Regions from separate parts of the Homo sapiens genome. Here region 1 is linked to region 2. The links are chromatin loops, found by intact Hi-C in ENCODE. Cell type or tissue: OCI-LY7. All regions are shown on one strand. Each heading gives the region's core, and the rest is flanking DNA. Links, peaks and the distances in the headings are about the cores only.

The links. A loop is a pair of places that touch in the nucleus more often than their neighbours do. Peaks named below come from ENCODE experiments on the same cell type or tissue, not always from the same donor. Only the 100,000 strongest peaks of a DNase experiment are listed, where the experiment ranks them.
Region 1: a loop joins it to region 2, with 3 times the contacts of the local background. A loop is called at or near these places in 27 of 110 quality-filtered maps.

Annotation. Positions count from the first base shown.
Region 1 is chr3:168,039,524-168,042,353 of GRCh38, reverse strand. It overlaps GOLIM4 (golgi integral membrane protein 4), which reads left to right. Exons shown (of 16, transcript NM_014498.5): 6 at 880-962; 7 at 1,485-1,568. Among named protein-coding and RNA genes, the nearest start is that of GOLIM4, 55 kb to the left of the region's middle. In OCI-LY7, for the core only: CTCF peaks have their summits at 1,332 and 1,539; a DNase peak (open chromatin) is centred at 1,553.
Region 2 is chr3:167,842,964-167,845,793 of GRCh38, reverse strand. No RefSeq gene overlaps it. Among named protein-coding and RNA genes, the nearest start is that of SERPINI1, 110 kb to the right of the region's middle. In OCI-LY7, for the core only: no CTCF peak of the experiment used is centred there; DNase peaks (open chromatin) are centred at 1,683 and 2,033; H3K4me3 peaks cover 1,785 bases; H3K27ac peaks cover 2,111 bases.

The sequences.
Region 1 (2,830 bases), core at 122-2,621, 200 kb before region 2:
GTGAGCCAAGATCGCACTAAAATTAAATGCATTGCTGGGGCACTGCATTGCTGGGGCATTGCACTGCACTCCAGCCTGGGTGACAGAGAGAGACTCTGTCAAAAAAAAAAAATAGGTGCTAAATAAGTTTAAAGTGAGATAATTGGTTTTAAGAGGCATATGGTGCATGCAAAAACAGTGGTCAAGCCCAAATCAAGTTTGTAGTCTAGTTCACTGTACTGACCCCAACAGTTTCCTGGTTTTGGTAATGTACTGTATTTGTATAAGATGTCATCATGATGGGAAGCTGGGTGTTGTGTCCTTAGGACCACTCTATATGTTTTTTGCAACATTTCTCTATAATATAGCATTTCAAAAAAAGTAAGTTACAACAAAAAGTCATGCAGGAGTTAAATAGTCTTGAGGCAGTACTACAAAGGGTTAAGGGTCTATACTTTCTGATTATTTTATTTTTATATATTTTTAAAATTTTAAATTATTTTTAAAAATTTGACTGAAATGCTGAAGCTTTGTTTTTAATTTGTGAAGAGACTCAAATCTGAGTACACCTACGCATTATATTTTATTCCTAAGGGTATGCTTATTGACATTAACATCTCATTTTTAATTCCTAGGTAACAAAAATTCCTTATCTTTTGTCTGTCATGCAAAAGTTGTTTAAAAGCATTTAAAGTACTGAACCAGAGTGGATTGAGATGTCCAGCTAAAACCATGCTACATCCCAATACAATATCATTTTTGTTGATTTTGAATATTATATTGTCTGAGTTCAAAATAAATTCTAAAATAAGTTATAGGTGGCTTTAGATATGAAAATAATAGAAACAGAATCCTGAAAGTTTCAAGGCTTTATGTGTGATCCTTCTTTTTCTAAAATAGAGACTGTATACAATTTGAGAGAAGAGAATAGACAACTAAGGAAAGCACACCAAGACATACATACACAGCTTCAAGATGTCAAGGTAAAAGAAAACCAAACGTTTCACTATTTAGTGTTTGCCTGCTTTATTTGGTAGAATGACTTTAAAAAGTCATTCCCTAATTGGCCTGCTTTACAAATCCACGTTGTTATTGTGGGCTTTGCATTAACTAGAGTGTACCTAATATTTTTACCACTTCAGCATTGTAAGCTAAAAGATGGTCTGAAAATCTGAATATTCTCATTAGTACTGAAATTATTCTCATGCTAGTTACATATTAATAAGCTTTTTATTTATAAAAGTTTACTAATAATGAGAAATTTGTTTCTTTGGTTTTGATTTCATTGTAAATAAATGATTATGATATTTGGGTAGCACGTTTTAGATTTTGGAATACTACATAAAGCGTAGTGTTCTCTCTACGATGATTTTTAAACTTAACACATGCTGCTACAACAACAAATAAACAAGCAAGTAACATTTGGGTAGCCATATCACGATCAGCCAAAGAAGAATTTGTCGTAGAATGTTAAAGCTCAACATGTAAAATTCTTTTTTGTGTAGCAACAGCATAAGAATTTACTCTCCGAGCATGAACAACTTGTAGTGACTTTGGAAGACCACAAGAGTGCACTAGCTGCTGCACAGGTTAGAAGGGTAGCAGCCTCTGTGGGTTCTTTTACAAGTCTGCTTAACATTTCTCAATTCCTTTATGCATGTAGTCTCTTACAAGCCAATCTTCAGTGAGTTCCTTAGGACAGAGCTATCCTAATCCTGAGGATCATGCATGCTTTCAAAATTCAATCAGTAAGATATTAAACTTTTGATTATTTTTTGCACTGGTTGTGCGGTACATAAATGATCATTTCTTTCCACTCTCGTCCCTACATGCAGTAGTCTAATACTTGTTTAAATCACAGAAATGATCTCACATATATAGTCTTTTGCAACTATCTGATCTGTGTTGACTCTTGGTGTAGTATCTGTAGGATTTTATGCTGCTAGCTACCTAAAACTATTGTCAGACTTTTTCTTCTGTGTCTGCCTTGCTCCCAGAATTCCAGCCTACACACCCTCCTTTTGGAACGAGGCTTATGTGTTGTTGGTCAAATTACAGAAAAGTAGAAGAGTCAACAGAGAAGGAAAAACAAGAGTCATAAGCTCCATTTGTTCAAACCTAGAACAGCTCCTGGCACAAGGCAGGCCCTCAGTATATATTTACTGAATGAACAGGGGAACAAATACAAGTGTTGGAGAGCTTATTAAAGCGATTTCATGCTAAGTGTTATGCAGATTTCTAGCAGAAGGAAGGAAACAGGAATGGCTAGTTTAGTTGCTGTTGTAAACTAGATCTTCACTTTTATTCTTACTGGAGGAATTATGATAAAAGAACAAAGGTAAACGATCTATGCTCATCAGGAAACCCATGTTGGTTTTCTTTTCTTTATAAAATTATTAAAAGGTATAATTTTCTGTCCCTGACCCATCTCAGAGGCTGTAGCATCTGTGTTTGTGAGATTCCTTTTCTAAACAGTCATTGATTAGGTGTCTCCTCCTAAGCTGTAGCTGTGTAGTGATTTTTTACATGTGTATAAATGAAATTGACGTCAGGGATCATTTCATTTCACGTCTTCTTTATAAAAATTTTTGTCAAGTATTATTTTATATGAGGCTGTTCTTCATACTATAAATGTGACAAACTGATTTGAGTGCTCTGTGTGCTGTAACGGCCATAAATGTAAGACTGAGCAACAATTTGAAAATCCATAGAAAGATAAGTAAAATCATTTATTTGATGACCAAAACCAAATTCTGGAGTAGAACTCTGACAGTATTACTCACAGGGTTTTATAATAGAAAAAAAAATTTTGGCCGGGCACCGTGGCTCATGCCTGTAATCCCAGCACTTT
Region 2 (2,830 bases), core at 212-2,711:
ATTTCTCACAGTTTGGGAGGCTAGAAGTCCAAGATAAGAATAGTCGCTTCTGGTGAAGGCCCTCTTCCAGGTTGCAGACTTCCATATTTTTGTTGTATCTTCATGTGGTAGAAAGAAAGTAAGCTCTCTGGGGCTCCTTTTATAAGAGCATTAATCCAATTAATGAGGGTTCCCTCTTCATGACCTAATCACCTCCCAAAGGCCCCACCTTTTAATATCATCACACTCGGAGTTAAGATTTAAACATATGAGTGGGCAGAGGAACACAAACAGTCCATAAAAGTACTTTTATAAAAATAGTATCACACGCACTAGAGAGATAGCTAGATGATAGATAGACAGATAAATAGATAGATAGACACACACCACCTAATCTATGGTACTTTGTTATGGCAGCACCAACTAAGACAGAAATAATGTATAGATAGTAAAAGTATTTTTAAAACCTATATATATATTTTTTTGCTCAATACTGTTTTTGAGATTTAATGTATACTAATCCCTGAAACTTCAGTTTACTCTTTTTCACTAACACAGTGTTCTATTGTGCAAATCTATGATAATTTATTCATTCATCTCTGCTTTGATGGACATTTAGTTCATATTTTATACAGTGAGTCAATATTACTTTTAAAAAATTACAAACATTATTGGGTTGGTGATGAAAAAATATTAAATGAAGGGATTCCAATAATATATTTGACTGCAGTAGCTTATAGGAATTATCTGATTTTGCCATTAAAATGCAAATATTCACTGATAAGTTCTTTTTATATAGACATAAACTCTGTTTATAACTCATAACTTAAAATTCTTTTGTCTCCCATTTTTAAAAACCCTTTACTGTATAAAAGACTAAAAAGAATTTAAAAGAAAAAACAAAAACCTATTGTTACCTGTTTGTAATGGAAGTTTCCTAGGTAATCACATATCTAGCAAAAAGAGACAGTTTTAGCCTTGTTTAAAGGTCAACTGATTATTAATGTGCAATTCACCATTAAGTTGACATAAGGTTACTTATTTTTTTGAACCCAAATTTGGGACTCATGCTCATCCCTCTATCCCAGGAGTCTAGCAAATAATAGACAGCCAGTAAATATTTGTGGAATAAATTGATGTTGAATGTATTGATTTTTGCCTTTGAGAGAAAGTCTGGGAGAGGGCATGTTGGTGTCAAATGTGGACATTTCAGAATGTTGTATAATGAAATTTCAGAGTGTTTTATAATGAAAATTCTGGGCAGATTACATTCTTTAAATGGGTGTTATCCTAGAAAATCTGAGACTTGGTTTTGGTAAATCATAATAGATTCTTGTCTGCCTTGCTGACCCCTTTACTCAATACCTACTAGATGGCATTAAGACTTTAATGAAGAAGAACCAGATAGCAACATAATGGCTTATAAATCAACCCTCATTTAGGGAAATATATATGCAACATATGTGTATATACAGATCATATATATCATCCTTTTACTAGAAATTTCAAAAAGTTGACATATATTGATTCTTTTAAAATGTTATAGTTTTTGTTTATCGTTTGTTATTTTCTGTTTATACTTATTCTGATTTTTTCAATATACACACCTATGTAATTCAGCCATTTTCTGTTTTCAAGCTAAAACCTTTTTGTAGGTAATGTACATTTCCCCTCTTAACTGTCATGTTTTATTTCCTGTTAAAAAAGTGATTTATATAGTGAGGTAATTTGGAAAGGAAGTGAAACTGATGTCTAACTACTGTATGGTTGGAGTCATTCTTTTAAATGTGCTGGTGAAAATTGTTTACCGATCAATTTTTAAGGCTTATGTTCCATGCATTTAGTTTTCATTCAGTGATTTGCTCAGCAATATTTTTGAGTGCCTAAAATATGACAAATTAATTGTAGCAGTTTGGTGCAAAAGTACCTGCGGGTTTTGCCATTAAAAGTAATGTGCTGACATTACTGAATAATAACTGTGCTGACAATGTTGGTAGTACCAAGCTTTGTGTTCTATGGCACCACAACTAACATGCAGTTTAGTGTAGTGATTAAGAACAGTGGCTCTGAAGAAGTGCCAGGACTTAAATTTTAGCTGTGTGACCCTGAGCACAACATAAAACTGCTTTGAGCTTCAGTTTCCTCATTTTTAAGTGGAGACGATGGTTATGTTGGGCCAGAGCTACATCTCTTTGGGTCTTGTTTTCCTCAATTATGAAATAGAAGGTTGAACTAGGTTCTCATTAAGGGCAAACAAATGATTATTTGTGGAATGAGGAGGTACTTCTAGCAGAAAGCAATTGTACCTGTATTGCCTTAGAATAAATTAGACATGCTAGGAGGTCTCTAGGGGCTAGTCAGAAGTATAAATACTGTGCACTGAGATAGCTATTCTGTTCCTGAGATGTGCACAGGTTAAGCTTCTGTAGCGTTTATATTGCTATACCTGGGACTTATGCCAATTACTAACAATGATTATTCAGCCATTCTTTCTTTAACATAGTCAATAAAAAGTTATCTTTGTCAGGGCTGAAACTGAACAGTCACTGCTAAAGGAATCATTGCTTATATTTCTTCCCACTTTTAAGACTGTTAAGGAACGTCTTATAGACAGTCATAACACCAGATAAATTACTACTGCATATGTTACTCATAGAATTGTATTAGTCCGTTCTCATGCCGCTATAAAGAAGTACCCAAGACTGGGTAATTTATAAAGGAAAAAGGCTTAATTGACTCACAGTCCAGCATGGCTGAGGAGGCCTCAGGAAACTTATAATCATGGCAGAAGGCAAAGGGGAAGCAAGGCATCTATTTTGCAGGGTGGCAGGACGGAGTGATTGCAAGCAGG